Linked DNA regions of Homo sapiens: region 1 is linked to region 2. Evidence: chromatin loops called from intact Hi-C (ENCODE). Cell type or tissue: pancreas. All regions are shown on one strand. Each heading gives the region's core, and the rest is flanking DNA. Links, peaks and the distances in the headings are about the cores only.

What was found. A loop is a pair of places that touch in the nucleus more often than their neighbours do. Peaks named below come from ENCODE experiments on the same cell type or tissue, not always from the same donor. Only the 100,000 strongest peaks of a DNase experiment are listed, where the experiment ranks them.
Region 1: it touches region 2 in a loop (3-fold over the local background); 4 of 110 quality-filtered maps call a loop at or near these places.

What each region holds. Positions count from the first base shown.
Region 1 is chr6:108,167,558-108,183,444 of GRCh38, forward strand. It overlaps NR2E1 (nuclear receptor subfamily 2 group E member 1), which reads left to right. Exons shown (of 9, transcript NM_003269.5): 2 at 3,901-4,046; 3 at 7,279-7,366; 4 at 8,946-9,181; 5 at 10,538-10,684; 6 at 12,766-12,862; 7 at 13,250-13,399; 8 at 13,989-14,094. Among named protein-coding and RNA genes, the nearest start is that of NR2E1, 9.5 kb to the left of the region's middle. RefSeq lists enhancers at 1-211, 1,112-2,013, 2,014-2,913, 8,830-9,565. In pancreas, for the core only: no CTCF peak of the experiment used is centred there; DNase peaks (open chromatin) are centred at 7,084 and 8,144; H3K4me3 peaks cover 1,254 bases.
Region 2 is chr6:108,244,569-108,260,455 of GRCh38, forward strand. The region is part of intron 1 of SNX3 (sorting nexin 3); the gene reads right to left. It also overlaps the pseudogene RNA5SP212. Among named protein-coding and RNA genes, the nearest start is that of SNX3, 8.5 kb to the right of the region's middle. In pancreas, for the core only: no CTCF peak of the experiment used is centred there; no DNase peak of the experiment used is centred there; H3K27ac peaks cover 1,234 bases.

The DNA.
Region 1 (15,887 bases), core at 3,300-11,299, 78 kb before region 2:
GCTTGCACCCTGCCTGCGGAACCCAAGAATGTGCAGGCCCGAGCCAGCGTTGAGCAGGCGCGGTCACGGTGCTCAGATCTCCCGGGGGCATTTCAGTTCCCGCCATCCAGTGGCCCACGGCTGCGGGCTCCAGGGTCTGAGGCTGGGGACTACCGTTGCCGCCGCAGTCCCCATATCCCGAAGTTGCCTTGCTGCTTGTGTTGTTTTCGCAGATAGCATTTTTGGCGCTCTGTGCGTTCCTTCCCTCCCCCTCCCCCTTTCACTCGCCCTCATTGTCCTGAGTCTTTGAAAGTTGGGAGAATCGGAGATACTTCTGAGGACTGGTAATGAAGTCTCACTTAAGTGGGATGCAATTCCCGCCCTCCTACCCCCCTCCAAGAAGGAGGTTGTGTTTTCATTTTGTTTTGCTTTGGGTGCTGACCTTTAAAAAATTAGAGCAAAATGAACGTGAACAAAAAGAAAAGGAGAAATGTTTCGAGCTGGGGCAGAGGGAGCAGAGAAGGAGCCCTCACCGCGGCCGGAATGCAGAGCGGACCCTGGCCCAGGACTGGGTTTCCCTTTAGGCTCGGGCCTACCCTGGCCCTCGCTGTTGGAATCTCCAGGAGGTAAAGCGACCTCGATTTTTGTTGCCCGCATTCCCGGGCGTGAGTGTCCTTCCCAGGAGGCTCAGGAGGCCGTTTCTGTTGCATTCTGAGCCTCCGTTGCAAAAACTGAAGCCCGTGGGTCTCGGCAGGCCTCCTAGCTCGCTCGCCCCGGGACAGGCCCTCGCCTACACCCCTGGAAGTAAGGAGCCCCGGGCTCTTTCGTCCTTTTCGGGGTGTGGAGCCCCTGGGGCCCTTGAAAGGTGAGGCCTCAGAGGCGAGGGAGGGGTGAGCGGGGAGCTCTGCCCGCCTGCGGCTGCGCCCCCGCTGTGGACTAGGAGGCAGGCCAACCCTCCGGACTTTGGGGGAAAAACCACAGCGGGCTCCTTGCGGAAACTTTGGCCGTTCTAACTTGCCAAGAGCCTGAGTGAGGCCTTGGAAGCCTCCAGCCCCGGCTCAGGTCGGGACGCGGCTGCTGAGCTTTCTCAGGCCCGCAGGACAGCGGCCCCCGCCGGTGGCGCCGCTGCATTTAGGCCCTTTCCAGACCGGTGGCGGCAGCCAACCCGAGACTTGCGTCCCTCGGGCCCGGGGCAGCTAGGAGGTCGGCGCGCAGCGGGCCGGGTCAGGACTGGGTCGAGCAGACAGAGCTGCAGCCCCCGCCTTGCCCGGCTTCTCGCGGCTGGAGAGCAGAGCGATGTCACCCGGAGCCCCGCCTGGGTGGTAACGAGACCCTGGCCAGTCACCCCTGCAGCCCAGACTAACTTCTTTCAACAGCCTCTGATGGTAATTACAGTAATCGAAGCTGCCATATATCTTTAGGCAATTATGACACACAAAAAGCCCCGAGGGGACCCCCTGGCGAGGGAAGTTAAGAACGGTTTTCCAGCTTCAGGAAACTCCGGCTCGCCTCACGTCGGAGCTCGCTCGGCTTGCTAAATGAGAGGAGCTTTGCAACGGGGTCAACCAGCTTGTCTCGTGACCCCAAGTCACCTTAACGTGGCTGGGTGGCGGAGTCTGAGGCACAGGCCCGCTATGCCCCGGAATTTTCGCGTCCCTCCCTCCTGGGCCCCGCCCCAGCCCGGTTGCCTGTTTCTAATCTGCCCCGGGAGCCGCGGCTCAGAGGTCTGCTCAGAGGCAGGACTCGCACTGGTGGTGGCCTAGAGGGCAACAGTCCGGAAGCTCGGGCGGGGGAATCCGAGGAGGGGCCCCCACCCTGCACTGGTCTTCCCTCCACCCTCATCGGGTTCTCCAGAGATGTTGTCATGGGCCTCCTGTCCGGATGGGAAGTGGGGAAAAAGAGACCCCACCACTGCTCCTCCCACTCACTCATCTTGGCATCTTCAACAGTGCCACAGGGAAGAGGACAGCTGGGGTGACAGTACTGCTGGGCCCCAAACGTGGACCCTGGAGCGGTCAGAGGGCGCGTGTTAAGCAGAGGATGGTTGTAAGATATGGAAACCAAGTTTACCGCTTCCAGAGTGAGTGCAGTGCAGCGGAGCTCCAGACCCGGTTCCTGAGCGACCAGGAACTCCCTTGGGCGCAGTGACAGGCCCGAAGGAGTGGAGGACAAGACCCGCTGTGCCCTTGCCTGGCCCTCTCCAGCCCCTCCCTCCCACAGCACAATCTCCCCTCCCGCCCTGTGGGAGGGGGGCGCCGAGCCGGTGGCCGCCGCGCCGCGCGCCTCCCCTGCCCGCCTTTGTCGCCGTCCGAATTCCCATGCTACTCTTTTTGACGGGTCACTGGTGGCTCTATAGGCAGGTGCTGCCGCGGGGTTGTAATTACCCGGCCGAGCCTGGTCGTTACCGAACACCCCCTCACCCCCAAGCACGGTCCCCCGCGCTCTCCTTCCCCCACCCCCTCCACCTGAGACGAGTCTGGGACCCACGGTGCAAGCTCGCCCGGACGCCTCGGGTTCCAGGAGCAAGTTTACACCTGCGGTGCCTCGAGGCCCTCCCCGCGCCACGCCCTCACCTCCCCTACTCCCCTCGCCCAGACGTTCCACTGCCGCCCCTTCCCACCTCAATCCCATCGTAGTCCCCAACCCAAGCGCTTTCGGCAGCAGCTGTCGAATTTCAGGGAGGCCTGAGGCCGCTGGGGCCCAAACTGGAGGCCTTCGGATAGGTAGAAGAAGAGAAAAGCAAGTGTTAATAAGTCAATTGTTATCAACTATTGTTATTTTTAAAATTAAAGTGTTAATTAAGTTAACAGTTTAATACTCCCTTTGTTTTGCGGGAGGAAGCATTTCTAAGTCCCTATAAACCGCTTCAGGCACTTGTTGGACTCTTGAACCTTAGAGGAAAAGAATCCCTCCCTTTCTAAACGGCCAAATATTACCCTCTCCCTGACACTCCTCCAGGGTCGGTGGCCACCCCAGGCTTGAGGGGATTCCAGGGAAAGTTCTCTTGAGGTGGGGTCCATGGGGGGTGGGGGGATACAGCCTAGAGAAATCAGTCAGATTCTTAATTTAAAAAAAAATCAGGCTCAAAGAGCACTGGAAAAAACCGGGAGGAAGAGATCCACACAGGACCAAGTGTGTGGAGGCCAGTCTTCTAGGGAGAAAGGGCTTAGGAAATGGAGGGAGCCTGTCCCAAGCTAACCCGACAGGGAACCGACAACTTGCGTCGCTCCCCTCTCCCTTGCCTAGTCCCGAACCACTTTGCGGAGAAAATAATTTTTTCCTAAAAGAAATAATTTCTCTAAAGCGACTCACCAAGCATTTTTTAAATAGGTAAAGCGAAAGTTGGCCAATTACCACTACCCTTATTATCATTAATAATCCAAGTATTAGCATTACAATAATAATCCTAATAATAACACCGCCCGGCGGAGCTCAGAGAAAACTCGATTGCCTTCCAGCTGCCATCCCTGGTTCCAGCCGTGTTTGTTTTTCTTCTTTTCCCTTTTACATTTCAAGTTTGTCTCCTCGCGCGCTCACTAACAACTTTCTCTGTTAAATGCAAAAGCGAAGGAGGGAGGCGGCCAAACTTTCCGCGGAGCAGAAAGGCAGTGGAGGGCCGCACTGCCGCCCGGGCCTGCTGTCATCTTTTATTCCAAAATGGGTCTCGGCGATTAGAAGAGAACCAAATACATGTAGCGGTGCATGAATAATGCTCATTGTAGGAAACTGACACTTGCTCAAGGAAAAAAAGTTTGGGTATAAAATCACTTCATTATTTGCTTTTACCGCAGCTTCGGTGCTAATCCCTTCAGAGGTCAGATTGCTTAGCATCTCTCTCTCCCTCTCCCCTTTTCTCCCTCTTCTCCGCCCTCCTTTCCCTCTCGCCCCTTCCCCCCTTCCCCGTCTTTCCTGCGATTTCAGGCCGCATTTTAGATATCCCCTGCAAAGTGTGTGGCGACCGCAGCTCGGGGAAGCACTACGGGGTCTACGCCTGCGACGGCTGCTCAGGTTTTTTCAAACGGAGCATCCGAAGGAATAGGACCTATGTCTGCAAATCTGGAAACCAGGTACCTTAGCCAGGGCTGCACTGCTGGGCTCCGCTCTGCTGCCTCCTCACTCTTTTGTTTGTGCCAAGGCCTCCTCTGAGTTTCCACGCAGTTGAGGAGAGACCCGGCCCTGACCTCTCCCTTCCTCTCCCCTCCTTCTTGCCTCAACTCTTGGAGGCCCTTTGGCTGGGGAAAGGCGGGAAGAGGTAAGGGAAGATATGAGTTTACAGGAGGGAGTCTGAAGTCCTAGAGCCTCCCTACACTTTTTTAAATTATTATTATTCTGAAAGATTTTGACACTGGGTAAGGCCCACACCCTGTGGCTCTAAAGCCGGCCCAAGGGACCTAAAGAATTTAGCATCTAAACCACAAGTAGCAAGCAGGAGAAAGAGCTTTGTTATTGTGCCTGCCCACCCCACACTCACTCCTAGCAGCATCAAGCTCAGTCCCCTGATCACTTGCCTGGGATGCAGAAGTAAGCGGCACACAGACATCTGAGTCAAGGTCACCACCACCTTTAGCTGAGACCACCAAGTGAGTGCTAGCCACTTGGAAGAGAGGCCGTGCTTTCTGAAGGGTTGTGCATTTTCAACTCTGGAGAAGCAGGGCTGCTCTGGAAGTGGGCAGTGGGAATCCAGCACCCATGTGACCTTAGCTATGCCTTGTCAGAAAAGGGCAGGGTGAGGAAGAAGAGAAGATTCAAAAGGAAGGTGCAACTGGGACCCTCCTCAAGCTTCCATATCCCTGTCCTCCTTCTCTGCTTAGAATTTGGGCCCAGTCGGTTGTTTTGGTCTTGAGTAGGCAGAACTGTCTCAAAGAGACAGAGGAATCTGGCATGGGCTGAATATGAGCCAAAGCTTCTAGAAAGAGTGAGCAGAACCTCTTGACTCAGTTTCCAGCTCAATAATAGGCTGATTTTAACTAAGGAGATCAACCTTCTGGTCCTACACTTTGCCCTCTCCTTATCAGCGACTCAGACCCTCAGTACAGAGTCCTCCATTTCACTTGTGGAAAGATCCCTGAGGGTGCATTAGTCAGCAGTCATCCTTTGGTAACAAAATAGTAAAACACTTTTCACTAATTGATATATATAGGGTACATGTATACACATGCATATATTGTCTGCTGCTAGTGAATTGTTCTGACATCTTTTTCTGAAGTCATGTCTGCTCATATTGTTTTCTAATAGTTTTGGATTAACCACAAAAACAGAAGATATTTGCATTGAGATAAATTTTGAGCTCTCTAGCCCTGTTACCTGTTTAATTGGCTACTGTATCAGTTTCTAGCTTCACCATATGGACACATCACATTTTACACGCATAGGACTGTATCCCAATAACTCCACAGGATTGTGCGATTACTGCGGGTTGTCAGATTTGAACCAACTTCTACTTAGATTGTCTTTTGCTTTTATGCAGTGAACAGAATTGGAAAATCAAGATCTCTGATGTTGTGCTTGATCTTTTAGAAGGGGATGGCTATCAATTCAAGCATATTGATATCAGTCCAAGTGCTTGTAAAGGACTGATAATAGACTCATCAGGCCTGGTGTTCTTCTTGCAAGGAGAGTAAATGATCAGAGCTGAGGCGTTTATCCTTCTCTCTGGCGCTAGATATTTATATACATTTGATCTGATTTGAAGACACACTTAAGAACTTATGAAGGTTTCCATTTTGCATTTGCATACTTATAAGAATACTGGAAAGATACCATCTGAGGATAGATATATAATTACATTTAATAACAAGTTTTAAAAAACCTGTTTACAATGAACTATTACATTGGCCAGCAAAGATGCCCTAAATAATTCACTTTGGACCCAAAAATTATCTCCTTTCTCTCTTATTCTAGGATTAAATTATATTCCAATTTATTATTAACAGTAATGAGGACATTTAGAAATGGATATGAACATCTGTCCCACCTTTATTTTAAATAAATCATCATAATTTAAATTGGAGAAGTGTGAACTCATAAAACTGCATTCGAATGTGTAATTTTCCCCTAAAGGGCTTCAGGGGGAAGAAAAACATACTTACTCCAACTCCAGAGTATATGAATTTTTGAGATTATGAAGCAAAATAAAAATACATTTATTATCTTTCTTCTCACTACAAATCTAACAGTAGCAACTTCTATAAATATAGGAGAGCACACAATGTCTTAAATATTTTCTGTGTATAAAACTCATGCACATGACTCTTTATGTATCTATGCATATGTCCCCTCGGTAATGACATCTAACACTGAATAAATTCCAAAGGAAACTTTATCTGTAGATTTCCTCTTTCAATGGCTAATGTTTTTACAGAAAATTGCATTAGGTAAACATCTAATTTCTCATGCATCTCAGATAAATATTTCTAAAGAAGTGACTACCTTTATTTTTTCAGTTACTATGCTAACAGTCTGAGCCCATATTATCATTTAGTCTGACAGTCCATCACATTACCTTCCTGGTCCTGTTTACATGGTGAGCATTTCTATATTTTGCTCAAGACTTGAGCTCTTCCTTTTTCACCCTCATCTTCTCTAGGCCTTGCCCTCCTAAACTCTCACCTTCCAGGAAGGGCTGTGTTTCTATGCACCTGGGCCGAGGCTAGTCTTTAAGGCAACTCTCAACTTGCTGATAATAAGGTTGGCTTCATACAAAAGCAAAAGTGAGGTAATAGGAGAGTGAAGAATAAATGGGAGAGATTTATCTGATAGATAAACGGGCTCTCCCAGAAAGTGGCAGAAAGAGGTAGACTCAAGTACTGAAAGCAGAAAGAATCGTTGGTGGGAGGGCGGTATGGTGTGAATCCTGACCCAAAAGCCAGCTCTTAACGGAAGGAACTTAGTGGCCTCTTTCTCTGGGGCCAAGTCGCTGTCTTCGGTCCTGAAGTCTCGTCCCTGTTCCACCACTCCGCGACTGGCGGAAGTTCCCCTAGCGAGAGCCCCGCAGGCCTGCGGGGTCTGCCAAACCCGGCTCTCTAAGCTTCACCTGCTTGGAGAAGGACGTTTCCCCCTTGTCCGCTTTCTTGGGGTCCGGGACTGGCCCTCTTGAAGTAGCCTGGGACGTCCCAGCCCCTTCTCGATCTGGCCCTGCTCATGCCCAAGGCCCTCGCGTTTTGCAGGCCCAGGCTCGGGGCTCCAGGGCCTGCGGCCGGGCAAGGTCGCGCCTCCACACCGTTTCCCCGCCCGGGTGCCGGCTCCGGGTCTCCAGCCTAAAGGCCCTGGGGACCGCTGACCTCCTGCTCTCTGTTCCAGGGAGGCTGTCCGGTGGACAAGACGCACAGAAACCAGTGCAGGGCGTGTCGGCTGAAGAAGTGTTTGGAAGTCAACATGAACAAAGACGGTAATCAGTGCATCCCTTTATTCCAATGTTGATTGAGTAGTAAGTAAATTATATGTACAGAAAATACATGGCACTCCTATGCATGTAAATCAACCCCGGAGCGCTTCTTTCCAGATGCTGGGAATTGGCCTCGGGCTTTCAGTCGTATCCTTCCCGTCTTTCAGCAGGAGCCGCTGGCGACCCCTAGAATTCCCCAGGGCAAGACCCATGCCCACATCAGGAACTTGCGCCCCACAGTCATCTCCACACAGGCAGCGCTTGGGGGGACCCCACTCTCCAGGGGACCGGCGCGCATTTTCTGCCTCCGGTCCTAATCCCTCTTTGCAGCCCTTCGTGGCCACCCTTAAGCCTGCTAGCCTGCCCCAGGATCTTAAAATCTGGATAGTCTCACGGGGAGGAGATCATACAGGCTGGAAGTTCGCGGTGTGTTGAAAAAGGGAGGGCAGAGACGCGAAAACGCGGAATTTCCAGCCCGTGTGCAAATTCTCCAAGATGCCAAAATCAGTACGGCCATTGGGCCGATGTGAGTCCAGGGCCTTCTCTCTGTTCTACAGAAAAGAGGGAAAGGGGGCTGGAGAGGCAGGGTAACGCCCGTGGGTGCCTCGGACACCCAGCTCTCCCAAGGCTCTTAAGCGCGCAACAGCAAGAACCAGGACGTCAGAGTGCTTCCTGGGCCTGGAGCACGGTCCGAGCTGCGTCCCCCGCTGCAGCCTGTCGAGGGCGCCCCAGGCCCAGGCAGGGGGCGAGGGTAATGGGCTGGAGGACACCGTGGGGCCTGGGAACAGGGTGCGAGTGGGTTTTGCTGTGAGGCGGCCCGGGCCGGGTGGCAGCTCCAGGAGGAGAGAGAGCCCCTTCCTCTGCGGCGCAGGAAGCCGGAGGGAGCGTCCAACCTGTTGAACTTGTGTATTGACAAGTTGTCAAGCTCGGCAGGCCGAAGATTGCCCTGAATTAATTTGTTTGTTTAAACTGTTGGTGGTAATTGTCACATCTCCCCTGCCTTTCTCCAGCATACTCGGAGACGGGTTCTCCCTCGTTCCATTCCCTAGCAATCCCGGGGCTCGGGTCCTTTCCTCCTGCGGCCCTCGGAGGCCAAAAGCTATTTCTGTGGGGGCGGGGCCTGCGGGTAGGGAGGCTTGTTCTTGGACGGAGCTGGAAAAGTCTGCGCAGAAACGAGGTGTCTGGCGTGCGCGACGCTCCCTCTCTTTTGGATGGGGGCGAGGATACCTGGCTACTCCAGCCCAGAGGGTCTCTGGTTTCCCTGCGAACCCCCTTCCCTGGTGGGGAGGAGCCCTGGACCGAAGGAGAACACACCTGGTCTTACTTGAGGCTCTGCCATTATCGTGGCACTTTGAGCACGGGCCCCTCTTCTAAGCCTCAGCTTCCGAATCTATTCAGTGTAGTGGTTAGACGATCTCAGAATCCCTTCCTCCCTCAGATTCCCTCTCCCTTCTTCTTTTCACCTCTTGGGCGATTTTGCCCGCCCAGACTTGACATTGGGGCGGGGCTGGGGGGAGAGCCGCAGCGGCTGTGTCTCGACGTCTCTAATCGCCGGCATGCGTTTCTCTGTTTGCCTCTGCAGCCGTGCAGCACGAGCGGGGGCCTCGGACGTCCACCATCCGCAAGCAAGTGGCCCTCTACTTCCGTGGACACAAGGAGGAGAACGGGGCCGCCGCGCACTTTCCCTCGGCGGCGCTCCCTGCGCCGGCCTTCTTCACCGCGGTCACGCAGCTGGAGCCGCACGGCCTGGAGCTGGCCGCGGTGTCCACCACTCCAGAGCGGCAGACCCTCGTGAGCCTGGCTCAGCCCACGCCCAAGGTCAGCGGCCTTGCTGGGCCCAAAGAGACTCGTGCCAGCGAATGGAGAGGGACGCACCCAGTTCTTCTGAGCTGTGTGATTGGGGTCAGGCAAACTGGGGAGAGAACTCCAGGGTGCTTGGCGGGTCTCTGCATGGAGCTCCAGCCCTTCTGCTCTCCCTTGTTCAGCCAGGGGTGCTCAAACTTGAGTGTACAGTAGAGTCAACCTCCGAGTGGCTACAAGTGTGCACTCCGGATCTTATCCCCCCAGAAATTTCATTTCAGCAAGTTTGGGGTGGAGGCCAGGAACCTGCACCTTTAGGAAACACCCACTGGTAATGGGTGGTGGGTGGAGACCTCGTCTAAACCCAGAGGGCAGCCTCAGGTGTTCCTAAAGACCAGAAGAACCAACGTTCATTTTTAGAGGAGAGGAATTGGCTACAGCTGGAGGAAGGGCTCCAGAATTCCAAATCTTGGCATGTATGATCTTGGGCAAAGCCATGAGTTTCTAACGCAAGTGCGAAATGTGGAGATCACACTGTTAGAACAGTTTGAGGAATCTGAGTTCATTTCCCATGCTCCCCTCACCTACTTCTGAGGCAGGTGGATTTACAGCAGGGTTGATTCCATAGGAGCAGGGCCACAGCCTGAACCACCTGGAAAGGCTGCCACCTAAGGCCTACCCTCCAGGCCTACAGCTGATACCTACTAACACCCCCACTCCAGGCTGATGAGGGCCTAGGATCTCCCTCAGAGGAGGGCCAGCTGCAGCCCCACACTGCAGGGAAGCCAGACACCTGGGCACATGCACACGCACAATATTTAATATGGCTTTCTTACCCTTGATGTGTATAATAAGCTCTGGAAAGTAGTGTTATGAATATGTTGTCAGTTATGAATGGGAATGCTCTGTGAATGATTAAGATGTCTAATTGAAATATTTCCATAATATACTAATCCTTTCTAAAAATACTCATATGCATATTTGTGTTTGGGATGCCTATTAATTTATACTTTTTCACATCTATTTTTATTTACACAAATGCAAGCAGCTCTTGTCTAAATTGGGAGCCAGGCTTGGCACTTGGCTCAGCCCAAGGAAAATTTGCTGCAGGGGATAGAAAAGCCAGAGGGCCTTCTGGAAGGGAGAGGCTCCCAAAGAGTGGAAATGGACCTCCCCCAACCAGTATTACTTTTCAAACTCTATAGACAGCGATGTTTGATTTTTTTACCCACCAATGTCAACTGCATGTTTAAACAAAACATCCAAATTCTTTTTTATCCCCTTCCTTGCTTTAATTAGAAATTAAAAGTTTGGTTCTTCTTGCAAAGCTGTGGTTTCCTCACTTCCAGGTGTCTTTCTTTCTTCCCTACCCAGTACCCCCATGAAGTGAATGGGACCCCAATGTATCTCTATGAAGTGGCCACGGAGTCGGTGTGTGAATCAGCTGCCAGACTTCTCTTCATGAGCATCAAGTGGGCTAAGAGTGTGCCAGCCTTCTCCACGCTGTCTTTGCAAGACCAGGTATGACCACACTGAGGCCTTGGGAGAAAGAGAGCTGGGAAAGAAGCAGTAGCACTCAGCCTTATAAAACTTCCTCTATCCCTGGGTAAACCACCCAAGGCAGGCATCCATTCTTAATAGCAGTGAGGAAACTACTTGTTTTTACTTGCTTCTTCCTGTGGGTTCAAAATATCTACCTATATGATCCTTAGTAAGAAACGTAATTACATTATTTCAGAAAGGATGGGTCCAGTCTGTGAAAACACACATACAAGAACATTACCTCTTTTTGTTTGATTGGAACAGCAAATATAATCTCAAATTTTAAAATTGTAATGATTTTCTAAAACTGTTGATGAAACAATGTTTTACTAAGAACATTGGAACTGAGAGAAGTAGAAGGTGGTAAGAGTATGCCCTCATGAGATTTTTCAGAACTGATGTTATTATTTTATATTCCCAGCTTTATATTCTCCATTGCGATGCTCCCAGTTTTGGTCATTAATTGATAAGCATGTAAAACCAAAGGGCACAGTGCACACCTCCTGTAGGCTAGGTTCTTCCTTGATTCTTCATGTACTTTTAGACATTTTGTAAACAAATAGGCATTTTGCTTAATTCCGTGGTTGTAAATGACATTCAGGGGAAGAAAAAGTGTGTGCAGTGAAACATTGTATTGTACTGAGACCCAGAAATTTTGTTGATAGGAATATTAGAAATGCTAACATTTTTCTAACCTTAAAGGAAAGAAAGAAAATAAAGTGTTCCCAACCATTGGCTGTTACCAGTGCATTCACAGGAATTAATGACAAATTTTCCAAAGGCTAATAAGTAGTTCTAAAAGCAAAGGATTTATTTCTTCAATTCATTTCATACCTAATTAAAGCATAATAGTGCCCCTTTATATGAAGTATGTTTCCTACGGAAAGATCGGGCAATGTGCTAAAAGCATTTCATTTTCTAGCATGAGATGTTCTTGTTTTCATGGCCTGCCCTTTCAAATATGGCCAGAATTAAATATTGTTTACCTTGCATTTTATAATTATTTCCTGTACTTGATGGAATAAAACTAAAAATAAAACATTAAAAAAATTAAACCCTTTGGTCTAATTGTGATTTTGGTTACAAGCCTTCATGATTCAGCTCTTAGCTCCCAAAAGAAATCCTTTTACATAAATCATTTAGAGTTGACTGGCTTTTGAGTTTTGAGATTTTTAAAGGTAGTTAGGTCCTATCTTTGACCAGGTTTACTGGTTAGCTCTAACCACTTCCTGTGTGTGTGTGTGTGTGTGTGTGTGTGTGTGTGTGTGTGTAGACTGGCTATTTTTTTTCAAAATAAGTATTTGTATACTCTCACCCAAACAAAATTTACTTACTGTCTGCCACTTAGCCCTTTGGTAGAAATCCTTCGACAACAAGCAACCTGCAGTGAAGTGGAATCTGGTATATTAATTTGGAAAAAGAGACAGATTTTCATTTTAAATATTCAGTAGCACATTTTATTAGAATAAAAATGACAAGCACCTTGATGCTGTCCATTTATGGGTCTCAGAAAAATCAAGCAGTGAGACGAGGAAAACTCAGCAAAACCCGATTAACATAATTACACCCTGATTTCCCCCAGTGCCTCTTGGGAATTAGTGATCTCTGTCTCTCTCCCAGCCCAGCCCCCTCAACCCTCCAGGAAGATGGGGACCCAGCTCTGCAAGCGTCTGAGGAATCCTCAACCCTGCTAATAGCAGCATTCTCTGTGAGGGGAATCCACCTGCTGAGCTGCTGGCATTTCATAAAGCCTCGCTCTCTAGAGGAGCTTCTAGGTGGTCAGGAATGGGTGGATACAAGGACAAGAGGGGCAAATCCTTTTCTGAGAGAAGGAAACTTTGGAGAATTGGAATGGCTGACTCTCAAATCCATATGCATATCTATAGGCACCTTTTCAAAAGGAAAATATGGGAAAATAAGGGAAAGCTAGAATATTCAGAAAAAATTACCAAGACAGGCATTTAAAACACTTTTTAAAATAATGGAAATTTACATAGTGAAATTGTTTATAAATTTATAAATTACACACTATATTATATTATACATCTATTGTATGACAGCTGATGCTTTTGGAAGATGCTTGGAGAGAACTGTTTGTTCTAGGAATAGCACAATGGGCCATTCCGGTTGATGCTAACACTCTACTGGCTGTATCTGGTAAGAATTGCACAATTTAATGACTTTGTTGTAGAAATTACCATAAAAATACATTACTGAAAAAAGAACAACATGTAAAGAATAACAAATTCCTGCTGAACAATAGAGTATACCTGTCATTTATAAATCTATATTTAAATGCAAATAATGTTGTTTTGTTGTATTCATGACTGCTTGCATTGTTATTTAAATGCAAATTACTGTGTTTGTTATCATCCAAGAGAAGATTTTATATTAACTTTCATACAATATAGCCGGTTTACATGGAATCAGATATCTTAGAGTGACAATTGAATAGATATTGATATGCAGGATTTTGTCAAAAATCAATATTAAATCATGAAAATGCCTTCATATTAGAGTATTTATCCCATATTTTTATTCTAGGCATGAACGGTGACAACACAGATTCCCAGAAGCTGAACAAGATCATATCTGAAATACAGGCTTTACAAGAGGTGGTGGCTCGATTTAGACAACTCCGGTTAGATGCTACTGAATTTGCCTGTCTAAAATGCATCGTCACTTTCAAAGCCGGTAAGCAGACACAGACCCCTGTTTCTTCTCCTTCCCCAGTTTTGCCACCTCACTAATTCAGCCACCTCGAAGTCTGAACTGACCTTTGCAAAAAGAGGTGATGGTTTTCAAGGGAGCTGATACTCTTAATCTGGCCCCATTTTTTATTGCTATGGGAACCTGCATGTTCTGCTGGGCATCAACTTCCAGAGAGGTGCATTCCCAGACCCAATTTCTTTTTTTCTTTCTTTTTTTTTATTTTTTAAATTTTTGTGGAGATGGTGTCTTGCTCTTGTCACCCAGGCTGGAGTCCAATGGCACCATCTCAGCTCACTGCAACCTCTGCCTCCTGGGTTTAAGCAATTCTCCTGCCTCAGCCTCCCAAGTAGCTGGGATTACAGACACATGCCACCATGCCTGGCTAATTTTTGTATTTTTAGTAGAAACAGGGTTTCACCATGTTGGCCAGGTTGGTCTCGAACTGCTGACCTCAAGTGATCCGCCTGCCTCGGCCTCCCAAAGTGCTGGGATTACAGGCGTGAGCACTGCGCTCGGCTCCCAGATGCAATTTCTATGCTGTCTATCACAGTTTCCTGGTCTTCATTTCTAGTTCCTACACATAGTGGTTCTGAACTGAGAAGTTTCCGGAATGCTGCCGCCATTGCAGCCCTTCAAGATGAGGCTCAGCTAACGCTCAACAGCTACATCCATACCAGGTGACCCTTGTTTGCCTTGAACATGTACTTAAGAAAATTGCCTCCATTGTGAATGCCTGAGCAGGCGGTAATAAGCCAGTTCAAACATTGTGACTAATTATCTTGTTGCCAGCCAGTTAATTTAGGGAGAATCCATGTCCTTACCTATCTCTCAGGGTGGGTGAGAGGAGCAAATCTAATTAGATGATCAAAGTGAAAGCACTGCCAGACATATTACAGTTGTCCTGGCGGAACAAATTGATCCATCAAAATAATGGAACAACATTTGTGTGAATGGGTATGGAGGGGTCAAAAATGAAGCCTAGGCTGGGCACAGTGGCTCACGCCTGTAATCCCAGCACTTTGGGAGGCCGAGGTGGGTGGATCACGAGGTCAGAAGATCGAGACCATCCTGGCTAACACAGTGAAACCCCGTCTCTACTAAATAATACAAAAAAATTAGCTGGGTGTGGTGGTGGGCACCTGTAGTCCCAGCAGCTACTCGGAAGGCTGAGGCAGGAGAATGTCGTGAACCTGGGAGGTGGAACTTGCAGTGAGCCGATATTGTGCCACTGCACTCCAGCCTGGGCGACAGAGCGAGACTCCGTCTCAAAAAAAAAAAAAAAAAAAAAGAAGCTCAAAGTGTAATGGTTGGTATGTGAGAGAGTGGCCACATCATCCTTGAGAAAACACAGGTGACTTTCTTCAGATGCCAATCTCAAATAAAAGGATGAGAGAACTTTCCAGAGAGGCTATCTTTTTTTTTGAGACAGGGTCTTGCTCTGTTGCCCAGGCTGGAAGGCTGAAGTGCAGTGGCATGTGAGCATGGCTCACTGCAGCCTTGAACTCATGGGCTCATGTGATCCTCCCACCTCAGCCTATTGAGTAGCTGAGACTATAGGTGCATGCCACCACACCCAGCTAATTTTTTTTTTTTTTTTTTTTTGAGACAGAGTTTCACTCTTTCACCCAGGCTGGAGTGTAGCGGTGCAATCTCGGCTCACTGCAACCTTCGCCTTCCGGGTTCAAGTGATTCTCCTGCCTCAGCCTCCCAAGTAGCTGGGATTACAGGTGCCTGCCACCACGCCCAGCTAATTTTTGTATTTTCAGTAGAGACGGGGTTTCACCGTGTTGGCCAGGCAGGTCTCGAACTCCTGAACTTGTGATCTGCCTGCCTTGACCTCCCAAAGTGCTGGGATTACAGGTGTGAGCCACCATGCCCGGCACACCCAGCTAATTTTTAAACTTTTTATAGAGACAAGGTCTTGCTATGTTGCCCAGGCTGGTCTCGAACTCCTGGCCTCAAGTGATCCTCCCACCTAAGTCTCCCAAAGTGCTGGGATTACAGGCCTGGGCCACTGTGCCCAGCCTAAAGAAGCCATCTTTTCACCTATCATAACTGTTGTTTGGCCTTGGTGACTGGTATCTGTTATTTTGTGTCATAACATCTACCAGGTTACTTCTGGCCATGCAGGGCCCACAGGCAGAGGCTGTTTTTGGCTGTTTGTAGGAACTCTCAGAGACTGGGGCTCCAACAAAGCTCCTCCTGGCCCAGCACTGGGCAAGCCCATTAAGAAGTATAGACTGGGGGCTGAGGTGGCTCCACACCTGTAATCCCAGCATTTTGGGAGGCCAAGGCAGGCAGTTCACTTGAGCTCAAGAGTTCGAGACCAGCCTGGGCACAACATGGCAAGACCCCATCTCCACCAAAAATTTAAAAAAAAAAAAAAGAAGAAGTGTAAATTTTATTATGCCATTTAAAAAAAAAGCCAGGCTTTTAAAGAGAAATGGAAACTTTCTAGTTTCCTGAGTTA
Region 2 (15,887 bases), core at 3,827-11,826:
TTATGCAAACATCACCACCATCAATCTCTGGAATAACCACATTTAAAATAATATAGTCTATAAGAATATAAGTAAGGAGTTTTTTTTTTTTTTTTTTTTTTTTGCTCTGTTGTTGCCAGGCGGGAGTGCAGTGGCATGATCTCAGCTCACTGCAACTTCCACCTCGTGGGTTCAAGAAATTCTGTCTCAGCTTTCCCAGTAGCTGGGACTACAGGCATGCACCACCATGCCCAGCTAATTTTTTGTGTTTTCAGTAGAGACGGGGTTTCGCCATGTTGCCAGTCTGGTCTCGAACTCCTGACCTCAAGTAATCCACCTGCCTCGGCCTCCTAAACTGCTGGGGTTACAGGCATGAGCCACTGTGCCCGGCCAAGAAAATAAGAAATTTTCTTTTTAGTTCTGGGATACACGTGCAAAAAAACGTGCAGGTTTGTTACATAGGTATACATGTGCCATGGTGGTTTGCTGCACCTATCAACCCGTCATCTAAGTTTTAAGCCCCACATGCATTAGGTATTTGTCCTAATGCTCTCCCTCCCCTTGCCCCCCAATCCCCAGCAGGCCCTGGTGTGTGATGTTCCCCTCCCTGTGTCCATGTGATCTCATTGTTCAACTCCCACTAATAAGTGAAAACATGCAGTGTTTGGTTTTCTGTTCCTGTGTTAGTTTGCTGAGGATGATAGTTTCCAGTTTCATCCATGTCCCCGCAAAGGACATGAACTCGTTCTTTTTTATGGCTGCATAGTATTCCACGGTATATACGTGCATTTTCTTTATCCAGTCTATCATTGATAGGCATTTGGGTTGGTTCCAAGTCTTCGCTATCGTAAATAGTGCTGCAATAAACATACGTGTGCATGTCTTTATAGTAGAATGATTTATAATCCTTTGGGTATATATCCAGTAATGGGATTGCTGGGTCAAATGGTATTTCTGGTTTTAGATCCTTGAGGAAATGCCACACTGTCTTCCCCAATGGTTGAACTAATTTACACTCCCACCAACAGTGTAAAAGCGTTCCTATTTCTCCACATTCTCGCCAGCATCTGTTGTTTCCTGACTTTTTAACGACTGCCATTCTAACTGGCGTGAGATGGTATCTCATTGTAGTTTTGATTTGCATCTAATGACCAATGATGATGAGCTTTTTTAAAATTGTTTGTTGGCCGCATAAATGTCTTCTTTTGAGAAGTGTCTGTTCATATCCTTTGCCCACTTTTTGAAGGGATTGTTTTTTTCTTATAAATTTAAGTTCCTTGTAGATTCTGGATATTAGACCTTTGTCAGATGGATAGATTCCAAAAATTTTCTCCCATTCTGTAGGTTGCCTGTTCACTCTGATGATGGTTTCTTTTGCTGTGCTGAAGCTCTTTAATTAGATCCCATTTGTCAATTTTGGCTTTTGTTGCAATTGCTTTTGATGTTTTAGACATGAAGTCCTTGCCCATGCCTATGTCCTGAATGGTATTACCTAGGTTTTCTTCTAGGGTTTTTATGGTTTTAGGTTTTACGTTTAAGTCTTTAATCCATCTGAGTTAATTTTTGCATAAGGTGTTAAGGAAGGGGTCCAGTTTCAGCTTTCTACATATGGCTAGCCAGTTTTCCCAGCACCATTTATTAAATAGGGAATCCTTTCCCTACTGCTTGTTTTTTGCTAGGTTTGTCGAGGATCAGATGGTTGTAGACGTGTGGTGTTATTTCTGAGGCCTCTAAGTAAGAAATTCTTAAAAGAGCTTTGAGCATTCTTTTTTTTTTTTTTTTTTTTTTTTTTTTTGAGATAGGGTCATGCTCTGTTGCCCTGGCTAGACTACAGTGGTGCAATCTCAGCTCACTGCAACCTCTGCCTCCCAGGTTCAAGTGATTCTCCTGCCTCAGCCTCCCGACTAGCTGGGATTACAGGCACACACCACCATGCCTAATTTTTTTTTTTTTTGTATTTTTAGTAGACATGGGGTTTCACCATGTTGGACAGGCTGGTCTCAAACTCCTGATCTCTGGTGATCCACCCGCCTCCACCTCCCAAAGTGCTGGGATTATAGGCGTGAGACACTGTATCTCCTGCCTCCCTTTTTTTTTCTTAAAATTGTATTTTTTTTATTCTTTTGCCTGGGAACATAAATTCAGTATAGAATAGAATGTGTTCTCAGCATTCTCATCAGAGATAGAGTTTGCTGTGTTGTCCAGGCTGGAGTGCAGGGGCAAGATCATAACTCAGTGCAGATTCTAATTCCTGGCCTCAAACGATCCTCCCACTTCTGCCTCCCAAGTAGCTAAGACTACAGGCTCAAGTCCACACTGGATTAGCTTCTGGCAAGAGGAATCAGGAAAGATCATCAGAGTTTAGCATGGGAAAAGAGCAGGTAGACTTTCTTAGCTATATCATAAAGCATGGTCAGGATGTGATATGGTTTGGCTGTATGTCCCTATCCAAATCTCATCTTGAATTGTAATCCCCACGTGTAAACCCCCAGGTGACCGTATCATGGGGGCAGTTCCCCTATGCTCTTCTCGTGATAATGAGTGAGTTCTCACGAAAGCTGACAGTTTATAAGGGGCTCTTTCTGCTCACTTTCTCTTTCCTGGCACCTTGTGAAGCAGGTACTTGCTTCTTTGCCTTCCATGCTTGTAAGTTTCCTGAGGCCTCCCCAGCTATGCAATACTGTGAGTCAATTAAACTTCTTTCCTTTACAAATTACCCAGTCTCGGGTAGTAAATTTATAGCAGTGTGAAAATGGAGTAAGACAGGAGGAAACAGGAAACGATTATTGCTAAGTAAGAATGATGAAGTGGTCAATATCTAGGATGTATTTTTTGAGTGTGACCGGGTCTCACTCTGTTACCTAGGCTGGAGTGCAGTGGCACGACCACGGCTTAATGTAGCCTCAACCACTTGGGCTCAAGTGATCCTTCTACCTCAGCCTCCTAAGTAGCTGGGACTACTAGTCCATGCCACCATGCCCAGATAATTAAAAAACAAAAAACAAACAAAAAAAAACAACGTTTAAGTCTCCCTATGTTTCCCAGGCTGGTCTTGAACACCTGGGCTCAAGTGATCTTCCCACCTCTGCCTCCCAAAGGGCTAAAATTATAGGCATGAGCCACCACGCCCAGCCTATCATTTGTTTTAACTGGAAATAAGAGTAATTACAGTTTGTAAGAAAATGCAGTAGAATAAACTATATCAGAGAAAACACAGAGTGAAAGTGCCTACCATACCGCCTGAACATCGATGCTTAAAACAAATTATAGCCGGGTGTGGTGGCTCATGCCTGTAATCCCAGCACTTTGGGAGGCAGAGGCAGGAGGATTGCTTGAGCTCAGGAGTTCAAAACCAGCCTGGGCAACACAGCAAGACCCTGTCACTATTTATTAAAAAATAAAAATTAAAATAACAATTTTAAAACCAAATTATACATTATATATAAAATTATAAATAAAAATCGAGAAAAATGTTTGTGTCAGAGAGTAACAAGGAATCACTCCAGTATTATTACTGTGTGATTCTGGCATGTCATTGATGTCAGATGCTGGCAGTGAAGCACAAAAGAGACAGGTGCTCCCCCTAGCTAGACTACTGGCTCACTTTCTGCCCACACACACTCCTGGCCCCTCAGGGCAGACCTGGGTTCCCACTACAGATTATGCATATTTTATGAATTTACCTCTCCCCACTCTCCTTACCACCAGTTTGGAAGCTTCCAAAGGCTAGGCATATCTTATTCATCTTTTAAACAAGCATCTAGCAATGTCTGGAATATAACAGACAGTTCATAAATGTTCATTTATTGGACAGTTCTGGGGAAAACTTATCAGAGAAATCTAGCCCTGTTTCAGGCTGCTGTGAACTTACTGAATGCAGTAACATGTGTTATTAAACTTAGCATTGCAAGTACTCAATAAATCAACTGACCCACAGGAGCTACTCAAGTTAAAGTTAACAACTCTAAAAAAGAAATTTAGTTAGAAAAAAACAATTGATCGGATGTTTTGAGGGAAGAAAACTGAACAAATATCAATTATAGATAAGAATCATGCTGAGGTCTAAACAAAAACGCTCTAAAACTGCAATTTATCCCAACTTAAGCATATCAACATAATCTGGCCTTCTAAACTAAGACAAAAATTCTATCAATTCACTATGTTGTCCCATTTAGAGCTGGTATCACAGTTTCTCAATTTTCAACTTAATTCCTTCCTTTCTTTTTTTTTTGAGACGGGGTCTCACTCTGTCACCCAGGCTGGAGTGCAGTGGTACCATTATAGCTCACTGCAGCCTTAACCTCCTTGGCTCAAATGATTCTCCCACCTCAACCTCCTGAGTAGCTGGGACTACAGGTATGCATCACCACACCCAGCTTTTAGACAAGAGAGACAGAGTTTGTAGAAAGGACTTACCTATGTTAATAGTTCAACCAATACCAACTTAAATATTATTAAAAATTATTTATACAACTGCACATTGCCATATTACATAGGGGGTTAACATGTAAGAATACAAAACATTAAGACAGGTGTAATGGCTCACATCTGTAGTACCAGCTACTCAGAAGACTGAGGCAGATAAGAGGATCACTTGAGCTCACGAGCTCAAGACCAACCTGGGCAATGTAGTGAGATTCTGTCTCTTAAAACACATACACACACAAAACCCCACAAATCATTAAATGATGATACTGTATGAGAAATTAATTAATTATACAAAAATTAGCTGGGCATGGTGGCACGTGCCTGTAATCCCAGCTACTTGGTAGGCTGAAGCAGGAGAATTGCTTGAACCTGGGAAGTGGAGGTTGCAGTGAGCCGAGATCGCACCACTGCACTCCAGCCTGGCAACAGAGCGAGACTCTGTCTCAAAAAAAGAAAAAAATAATAAATTAATTAATTCTGGCTAGAAAATATCTAAACCATGATCCTGGCTAGAACAGATTGCAGTCAATTTTGTTTGGCATCATCTTCAGTGTTGGCACTGGTTTGCTGACCGACCCTGAACCACCATGAACCTGCTGCCCACTAGTTTATCAGCACCAACTTTCTTTCCTTTATGTGGGTATTCAAAGGAGTTTACATAAAAGGTTTCGAGTGAGAAAATAAACTTCAAAAGTTGAAAAACCTTGTGCCTGGCCTTAATATTATCAGTGGGATGACAACACAAAGTTACAATTTCTATGTAAAACTGGGCCTCTAGGAGGAAAGAATGGTATCTAATATTTCATTCACCACCCAACAATAGGGTTATGCATTAAGATCTTATTATTTGATGAATGTGCAGTGTTATATTTAATGACTATTTCCTCAGTCGTTTACTACTGGCTTCCTAAATGAATGCTTTTTCCATAGCCTCATGATATTTTTTAGGGTTTGAGACAGGGTTCCATTCTGTCACACAGGCTGGAGTGCAGTGGTGTGATCTTGGCTCACTGTAACCTCCGCCCCCAGGGTTCAAGTGATGCTCCCACCTCAGGTTCCTGAGTAGCTGGGACTAGAGGGGCACGCCACCACAGCTGGCTAATTTTTGTATTTCTAGTAGAGACAGGGTTTTGCCATGTTGGTCAGGCTGGTCTTGAACTCCTGACCTCAAGTGATCCACCCACCTCAGACTCCCAAAGTGCTGGAATTACAGGAGTGAGCCACCATGCCCGGCCTCATGTTTTGATAATAGATTCTCCAAGTGCCTTTTGATTTCCATTATTTCAATGTTACATGAGCAAACTCTAGACATAAAATTGGCAAACCTTTTCTTAAAGGGCAAGATAGTAAACATACTGTTTCAACTACTCAGTTCTGCCCTTATAGAGTAAAAGTGGTCTTAGATAATATGGGAAGAAATGGGTATGCTGTGTTCCAATAAAACTTTATTTATAAAAAAAGGTAAGCCCATAATTTGCCAACCCTTGCTCTATTTAAACTCCTCAGTGTCCTAAGAATGTCCTCAGTTATATACCATGGGGGAATCTTTGGGTGTAAATTTAAGACAAGACCTGGTGATATACACATACATGCCTAGCTGACAAGATTTTTCTCTACTTGTTTCCACTTGAAGATAACCAGTAAAGTCAAGACAAGAGAGGGGTGAGATACCAAGACCAGACACAAGGAGGGGCTTTGAGACTCCTCTGTTTCTCAATATGGACGAGACTTATACAACAGAGAACTTCATCCCACAAGGGCAGGACTAGAAAAAACGGAAAGCAAACAAGCTATAGGTGGCAGGTGCTAAAATAACTTTAGGAAAGCCAAAAGAAATGCTCCATCAGTGATAAAATCAAAGTTTACAGAACAAATAATTATCAAATGACCATTCCAATACTGCTGGACACAAAGTAACTTTACAAAATTATTTTAAGTAATTCTCTACTTCTCTGCTAAGAGATTAAGTGATTCTCTGCCAAGAGACACTGGCTTCATTTATTTTGGTGGCTCAAATTATATACTCCATCATTCAATGTCAGCAACTACAATGGTGGTCCTAAGTAAAACCAAAATAGTTTTAAGCAGCCTTGGAAGGAAAAAAAAAAAGGTTAATCAACTACCTTTAGAATCTCTAGCCCAATCTCAAGGTATACCCCTATCAGATATGCCATGTCTTCATGCTTGCCTTTTTTCTCAACTTAACAAAATTAATTATCATGAAAGAATCAAAACTTACTCACTTAAGACTTCCAAACTAATGAAAGTACAATTTTATTTCTTGCAAATCAAATGAACTTACTCTAAACTGAAATTCCAGGCATTAGCAAAAAAAGGAAATAACAGATGATCACAGTGTAGCTTAAAGCCATATCCTAGAAGGGCCAACCACAACCATTTGTTAATGTGGCAAAGCAAAGAACAGTGTCTACTCTTCCCTTCTTCACATGGCCACCTGGTTAAATTTCCCAGCTTCTTTTGTAGCTAAGTACAGCAATGCGCAGAAACAGAAATAATACGACTTCCTGGTTGTGTCCTTCAAGGGCAGAAATAAACATTCCCCTTGGCTAGAATGTGAATATGATGTTAGAAGCTGATAGTCAAGCCACAATACTAACCCTGGACTGTACCTGAAACCTCTCCATGTGGAGAAAAAAACCAAAAAAACAAAAAATTATCCTCTTTATCTGAGAACAGCCCAAACTCTATACTACCTGATACAACCTTTCTGGCAAGCTATAGCAAACGTCACATTTTACTAACACATTCCAAATTCCTAGGTTGTCAGTTAAATATTTCTTTAAAGAAGTAGTGGCCAGGCGCGGTGGCTCATGCCTGTATTTTGGGAGGCTGAAGTGGGCATATCACTTGAGGCCAGGAGTTCGAGACCAGCCTGGGCAACACGATGAAACCCCATCTTTACTAAAAATACAAAAATTAGCCAGGCATGGTGGTGCACGACCTATATATTCCCAGCTACTTGGGAGGCTGAAGCATGAGAATTGCTTGAACCAGGGAGGCAGAGGCTGCAGTAAGCTGAGACTGCACTATTGCACTCCAGCCTGGGCAACAGGGTGAGAGACTGTCTCAAAAATAAATAAATAAATAAAACAAACAAACAAACAAAAAAATGAAGTAGAACTTTGGTTGAAAGCTTTGTCTTTTAACTAAGGAATCAAAACAGTAAACTGCAGTTCCAGTTTCCTGTGCTGGGTCTAAGGAAGGGATGGCAGGCACCACGTCCAGCTTCCTGACAGGCACCTACGGCAAGAAGCCCCTGACGAGAAACAGGCCAAGGAGATGTATGAGGAAGACAAGGATTTCAAGCAGAAACAAGAAGAGGAGCAGAAAAAACTTGAGGAGCTAAAAGCAAAGGCCACAGGGAAGGGTTCCCTGGATAGGTGGAATTAAGAAATCCGGCAAAAGTCTATGGCCATTCTATCCTGAATGCAATTGCTCGTCTGATCTCAGAAGCTAAGCGGGGTTGGGCCTGGTTAGTACTTAGAAGGGAGAAATCTGGAAAACAAGAACAAAAACCAAAAAACAAACCACTGTGTCCGAGGCAATGATGACCCTTGATCCCATTCCTATTTAAATATCTGCATTTCCTACTATAAAATCTTCTGCTTCCACTCTAGGAAGCAAAGGATGAAATGTCTTGGAGCCTGTTGCACATTTAAGAATAAACTTTTTTTCTCTTTTTCTCTTTTTTTTTGGCACAGAGTCGCGCTGCCACCCACCGCAACCTCTGCCTCCAAGGTTCACGCAATCTTTGTGCCTCAGCCCCCTGAGTAGCTGGGATTATAGGCATGCACCACCACACTGGCTAATTTTTGTATTTTAGTAGATATGGGGTTTTGCCATGTTGGTCAGGCTGGTCTCGAACTCCTGATCTCGAGGGATCCACCCGCCTCAGCCTCCCAAAGCGCTGGGATTACAGGCATGAGCCACCACACCCGGCCCTAAGAATAAACTTCTGGAAAAAAGAAAATAGCAGTTCCAAGATTTTTTTGGACACCATCTTTCTTATCTGATGTTCAAGAAATTGCTGGCTCTATTTACATGAAAGCAGCATAACATGGTACAAACATCAAAGTATCTAATAATAACAGTCTACTACTTTCTGGAAGGGGTGAGATAAGCATGATGATAAAGGTGAGCAGGAGAGGAAAATGTCTATTGCATGTGATCACCAGGATAGCTCAAAGCACTTTTTTAGATTTTCCCCTTTACAGGTATAAAGTGACAATATTTATAAAGATTCCTTTTTTGAGGCATGCTTGATGGCATGCAACAGTAATCCCAACTACTTGGCTGAGGTAGGAGGCTCACTTGAGCCCAGGAGTTCAAGACCAGCCTGGACAACACAGCGAGAACCTGTCTCCAAAAAATTCCTTTCTTAAATGAATACATATGTCTTTTTTTTTTTTTTTTTTTTACTTCTGGCTTACTTTCATGATTATTATACAGGGATATAGACATGGATGATGCAAGACAAGGGCAAAAAGATCTGGCTTGATTGAATGTAGTCTGTGTCTCCCCTTCCTCCCAAAAACTTAAGCTGTAGAGATTGGTATGCTTTCAGTTAATATTTAAATGCCTCCCCTCCAAAAAGTTTTCTATCTTTGACAAATGTCACTGGTTTTCCTCTCTGTTGCCAAGATCTGCTATTCATTTTATGTTTTACTATTTTAGAATCTATTTTTTTAATCCCATCAAAGCTACCAACCATTGTGGTTCTATGTATATTTCTCTTCCTTCTCTACTGTCTATCTATCTCAGTGAGACAGATAGCATGATAAGCAGCAGGAGAAATCCTTGCTGCATATAAGTGCCCTTACTGGGATGCTTTTTAAACCACCACTGCCGGCCGGGCTTGGTGGCTCACGCCTGTAATTCCAGCACTTTGGGAGGCCGAGGTGGGTGGATCACGAGGTCAGGAGATGGAGACCATCCTGGCTAACAAGGTGAAACACCATCTCTACTGAAAACACAAAAAAAATTAGCCAGGCGTGGTGGCAGGCACCTGTAGTCCCAGCTACTCGGGAGGCTGAGGGAGGAGAATGGCATGAACCCAGGAGGTGGAACTTGCAGTGAGCTGAGATTGCACCACCTCACTCCAGCCTGGGTGACAGAGTGAGATTCCGTCTCAAAGAAAAAAAAAAAAACCGCCACTGCCCAAACCCCACCCCACCCCAGTAAAAGAGAACCTGAATGGTTTCAAAGGCTCCTCAGGTGATATGAATTTTCTGTGAGGGCTCTGGGCAACCATGGTAAAACCTTGTCTGAGACAAGCCTGGGCAACATGGAGAAACCCTGTCTCTACAAATACAAAAAAATTAGCCAGGCATAGTGGCGTGCTCCTGTAGCCCCAATTACTCAGGAGGCGAAGGTTGGGAGGGTTGCCTGAGCCCAGGAGGTCGAGGCTACAATGAGCCCAGATTGCACCACCGTGCACTCTAGCTTGGGCAACAGAGTGAGACCCTGTCTCAAACAAAAGTACGGGCTCTGAAGGTCCGAAAATCTAGGTTCAAATCCCAGTTTTACCATTTAATAGCTGTGACCCTGGGGAAGTTAACTTTCTTAAACTTCATTTATTTGTAAGTGTCCACTATGTGCCAAGCAGTGTTGGATATTGAGTAAGGGTGATTATGACAGTCCCTGTCCTCTAAGAGCTTATAATGGGTGACACAGGAACTTACAGGAAGCCAAAGACAAGCAAACAAATTTATTCCTAACAAAGCTACCAGGGCACACAGGAAGGAAATCTGGTCCAGAGTCAAGGGATCAGCAAAATCTTTAAAAAGGGGACATTAAGGCTGAGTCCTGCAGGATAAGTGATAGTAACCAGATGAGGCTCTTAAAGGAAGCCTGTTCTTAACAGAGGAGGAAGTGTGTGCAAAAGGCCTGGATACAAAAGAACTCAGCTTAATTGGGAGATACCAGTTCAGGACTGGAGTTAAAATGAGGAAAGGACAAGAGATGAGGATCAGTTGATCAGCTTCTACAGGAATATTATCTACTCTGCTTGGTTACCTCAAGATTAAATTTTATAGATAGAGCACAGTGCTTTGCACATAAAAGATACTCAAATGATACATCCCTTAACAGAACAGAATCCCTAAAAACTCAATATAACAGGACTACTTTAAAATAGCCACTGTCTTCCTCCCCCACTCTCCATTCTGGGGATGGATTAGATAAGGACAGAATCTTCACTGCTAATAGCATGCTTCTCCTTGATGGAGATCCTGGAAAAGTCAGCCGTAGCTGGCAGCAACATGTGTAACAGACAACATCTCATTGGCCAATTGATAGAGCTACATAGATTCTGCAGATGTCCTCTGGCATCAAAATGCCCTGATTTTTTTTTCTTTGCTTTGCTTTTTTTAGAGGCAGGGTCTCACTGTGTCACCCAGGTTAGAGTGCGGTGGTATGATCGTGGCTCACTGCAGTGTTGACCTCCTCCTGGGCTCAAGAAATCCTCCCACTTCAGCCTCCCACATAGCTGGGACTACAGGCACACGCCACCATGCCTGGCTAATTTTTAAATTTTTGTAGGGACAGGGTCTCACTGCGTTGCCCAGGCTGTGTGGCAACGCCTGAGCTCAAGTAGTCCTCCCACCTTGGCCTCCCAAGTGCTGGGATTACATACAGGAGCCACCGTGCCCGACCCCCCGATTCTTTAAAATACTATTAATATTTTAGCCCTTCAATAATACATGTTTATAATTCCCAAAAATAAGTCTAAGATTTTAAAATTTATTTCTCAGCTTCCAATCTGGATATTAATGACTCCTAATTTAAGATTAGATGACTGACCCAGAGGAAAAAACATATACAAGTTTAGAACGGCAAGCACTGTCAAGATAAGATGCTACATTTATTTAGCACCTTGTCAAAATTTTTATCAGCCAACGTTATTATTCAGCTTTATGCTTTAATAAAGCTCAACTTTAAAAGATTATTTGGAGCCTGGCATGGTGGCTCACACCTATAATCCTAGCAGTTTTGGAGGCTGAGGTGGGAGTATCACTTGAGCCCAGGAGTTCAAGAGCAGCCTGGGCAACATAGTGAGATCTCGTCTCTACAAATAATTTAAAAATTAGCTGGGTGTGGTGGTATGCGCCTGTGGTCCCAGCTAGTAGAGAGGCTGAGGTTGGGAGGATCACTTGAGCCTGGGAGGTCAAGGCTTCAGTGAGCTGTGACTGCACCACTGCACTCTAGGCTGAGAGACAGAGGGAGACCCTGTCTCGAAAAAATAAATACATACACAAAGGTTACTTGGTTAAGTACCAAATAAGATAGCTTATTTTTATACCATGCTTGCTTAATGAAGGTATACTTCCATGACAAGTAGGTTTCTTGACAAGAAAATCTAACAATTTTAGTAACTCAACTAAACATTAACACACAGAAAATGTAGTTGATCACTGACGTTTAATTTAGAAAATGTCTATCTTTAGAAAGAGCTAAATTTTGCGTGCTTATTATGTGCCAGGCACTGTGCTAGAAAGATTCATGTGCCTTATCCCATTTAGTCCTAAGAGGTAGGTACTATTATTAGCACACCTATTTCACAGAGGGGAAGTGGAGCTTTGATTTTGTATCTTACCCAGCTAGGAAATGTTAAATCTATTCTTTGAACTGAGGACTATGTCAGAGCTCAAGAAAGATTCTAATTCCATTCCTGTTCAAAACAGTGGTCTCCAGGTAAAATAGATCTTGATTAACTTAAAAATCTCCAGAATATTAAAGTTATATTACAGCACAAACTTCATAAACAGTGACTGAATTTTGCTTTCAGCCTTCTCTTGAATATGCCTAAATAATTCCAGACCTTGAACTTTCCTAAACCTTTAATCATTTATGGTGCTCTCTGCTGTACCTACCCATTAGAACAATTTTTAAAAACATAACACTGTGTAATTATTTTCAAAAGCCCAGAGATACTAATCAAGTGATCCTAATAGTCTTAAACACTATCCTCAAACCAAAAGATAAATGGAGATTGGGAAACTTGCATTCTAAGTGCCACCATCCATATAAAATTGCCCTGTGAATTAGAGTAATTTCAATCAGATCCTGTAAAACTGTAAATTTTTCTCAAGACCAGAATGAGACAGTAACTGTAAGATAGTTTAAAAGCCCAAATTCTGGAACATAAAATGGTTTTCCACATAGCAAATTCAACAGCAAAAGGTAGTCAGTAGGGGTTCGGGAGAGCAGCAACATTTAGAAAATAATAAATAAAATTGCAGGGCTGGGTGAGGTGGCTCATGCCTGTAATTCCAACACTTTGGGAGACTGAGAGGGGGAGGGCCACTTGAGGCCAGGAGTTCAAGACCATCATGGGCAACATAGCAAGTCTCATCTGACAAAAAATAAAAAATTAGCCAGGTATAGTAGTACCCTGTAGTCCAGCTACTTGGGAGGCTGAGGCGGGGGGAATACTTGAGTCCTCGAGTTTGAGAATGCAGTGAGCCACAATCATGCCACTGTGTTCCAGCCTGGGCTACAGAACGAGACTCTTATCTCAAGAAGAAAAAAATTACAAAATATTAAACTATTCATGTCATAGCCACTCTGCCTTAATGCAAGACTATAATTACTCTAAAAAATCATATGCTGCTCAAATAAGGCCTAATTTCCTTACTATATGGTGTCCTTAGTTTTAAGTTAACACATTACATACTAAAAGAAATCCAGGCTGGGCATGGTGGCTCACGCCTGTAATCTCAGCACTTTGGGAGGCCAAGGTAGGCAGATCATGAGGTCAAGGGACTGAGACCATCCTGGTCAACATGGTGAAACCCCGTCTCCACTAAAAATACAAAAATTAGCTGGGCGTGGTGGCGCGTGCCTGTAGTCCCAGCTACTTGGGCGGCTGAGGCAGGAGAATCGCTTGAACTCGGAAGGCAGAGGTTGCAGTGAGCCAAGATCGCGCCACTGCACTCCAGCCTGGCGACAGAGCAAGGCTCTGTCTCAAAAAGAATAAAAATAAAAATAAAAAAAGAAAGAAATCCAAAGTCATTTCATGCATTAAAAACTCAATTAGGTTTTCACATAGGCACTGGCATTTATGACTGTTAACAGCTATTAACACCCAGTGAGTTGGTTTATACAAAAATACAAACCAAAGTAAGTGTATAATTTGTTAGTTCCCTGACTCATTAATCGTTCTTAAAAAAGATTATTTTCAGGCCAGGCGCGGTGGCTCATGCCTGTAATCCCAGCACTTTGGGAGGCCAAGGCAGGTGGATCACGAGGTCAGGAGTTCAAGACCAGCCTGACCAACACAGTGAAATCCCATCTCTACTAAAAATACAAAAATTAGCCAGGCGTGGTGGCGCATGCCTGTAATCCCAGCTACTCAGGAGGCTGAGGCAGGAGAATCACTTGAACCTGGGAGGCGGAGGTTGCTGTGAGCCAAAATAGCGCCGCTGCACTGCAGCCTGGGCAACAGAGCGAGACTCCGTCTCAAAAAAAAAAAAAAAAAATTTTCTTTAACATGTAAATGACTATACCAAAACCCTTTTTTCTCTCTCTCCTGAGATAGGGTCTCATTCTGTTATGCCGGCTTGAGTAGAGTGGCCTCATCATAGCTCTCTGCAGCCTCGACCTCCTGGGCTCAAGTGATCCTCCCACCTCAGCCTCTGGAGTAGCTGGGACCTCAGGGATGCGCGCCACCACGCCCAACTAATTTCTTTTTTTGTGGGGAAGGGGTTTCAACGTGTTGCCCAGGCTGGTCTCAAACTTCTGAGCTCAAGGGATCCACCTGCCTCAGCCTCCCAAAGTGCTGGGACTAGAGGCATGAGCCACTGCGCCAGGCCCAGAAACCATTTTTAAGTGTCACATCAGCTATTTGCTAAGGTATTAGGTGTATTAAAAAAAAAAGAGGATTAAATTATTATACTAGAACCCATTTAATATAATGCATTCAGCAAGATAAACTCAAAGTAAGTGGAGGAAGTGTAGGCAGGAGATTCCAATTCAGTTTTGTGACAGGAAGTACCTGCTATGGAAGTATAGAAACAAGAATACCAAGTTCTGTTTTAGCACAAGAAAGAAAAAAAAAGAAAATACTAGTGAATAGGGCAAAAGAGGAAGTTCTTTTTAGTGAACCATCTGTCATGTATTACAGACAATTAGAAAAACATTCACTTTTCCACTAGGTTTATGTATGAATGTAGTTCCCCAGGTGTACTGAAGTCTGGATTTTGCAGTTTCCCTATGACAACATATCCTATGATTCAATTTTTATTTATTTATTTAGAGAAGGGATTTTGCTCTTGTTGCCCAGGCTGGAGTGCAATGGCCCGATCTAGGCTCACGGCAACCTCTGCCTCCCCAGTTCAAGAGATTCTCCGGCCTCAGCCTCCCGAGTAGCTGGGATTACAGGCATGCGCCACCACACCCGGCTAATTTTGTATTTCTAGTAGAGATGGGGTTTCTCCATGCTGGTCAGGCTGGTGTCGAACTCCTGACCTCGGTGATCCGCCCAGCTCGGCCTCCCAAAGTGCTGGGATTACAGGCATGAGCCACCGCGCCCGGCCTATGATCCACATTTTACACATCCATAAGAAGACAACAGTGGCTTGAAACATTAAACTATTCGTTTCATATCTTAAAGTTTGATTAACTTTTTAAAATCAATGCTAACTACGTAAGAATCATTTTTTAAAAATACTTAAGTTTCACAACAATGTGAATATACTACTGAGCTGTATGTACACTTAAAAATGGTTAGGATGGTAAATTTGATTTTTGTGTTTTTCACGACACAAAGTGTGTAAGTTAATGAGAATTTTTTCACTTAAATGTTAATAGTAGCTTGTCATATAAATTTTGATTAAAGGAAAAATCGCTTTACACTTAACTTTTAATAATTTGCTGTCATCTTTAAATTAATGTAATTAATTTTTAAAGATGCTTCCATACATGGGCAAATTCTTTAATCCTGAATTATAGAGTGAAAGTGAAGCACTATTTTCAATTAACATCTTTCAAATCATCTAAATTATTGCCAACAAATACTAGTTATGAAATTAGGTATATTTTATTTCTGTTGATTTCTTTATTCAATTAAGTGCAAATCTCGAATTAAGAGAGCAAGATCCCTAGTCTTTTCTTAAAGCAACTGTAGTTCTGGATTATGAGGTAGGTGACACCACACCTCAGCCTTTGGCAGGGCGGTGGCCCAAAATGCTGAAGTCAACCATGTCCAATCACCCTTCTGGTCTGGCTCAGCCCTATCAAAAATTGTCAGGCTTCTGTGAACTTTCATTAAGTCCCGTTCAGAAGACTGCACAACCCAGGTTACTTTAGCAGCTCGGGAAGGGCCTGGAGCAGCCGGGTTGGCTTGCTACCTCTGGGAAGTCTCCAGGAAGAGAAAACTGGGAAAAGGCTTTAACTTTGCGCAAGCCCCTTTTCTCTGTCAACATCTCTTTCCCTTCCCAGCGAAGGGATGTGTTCTCGAA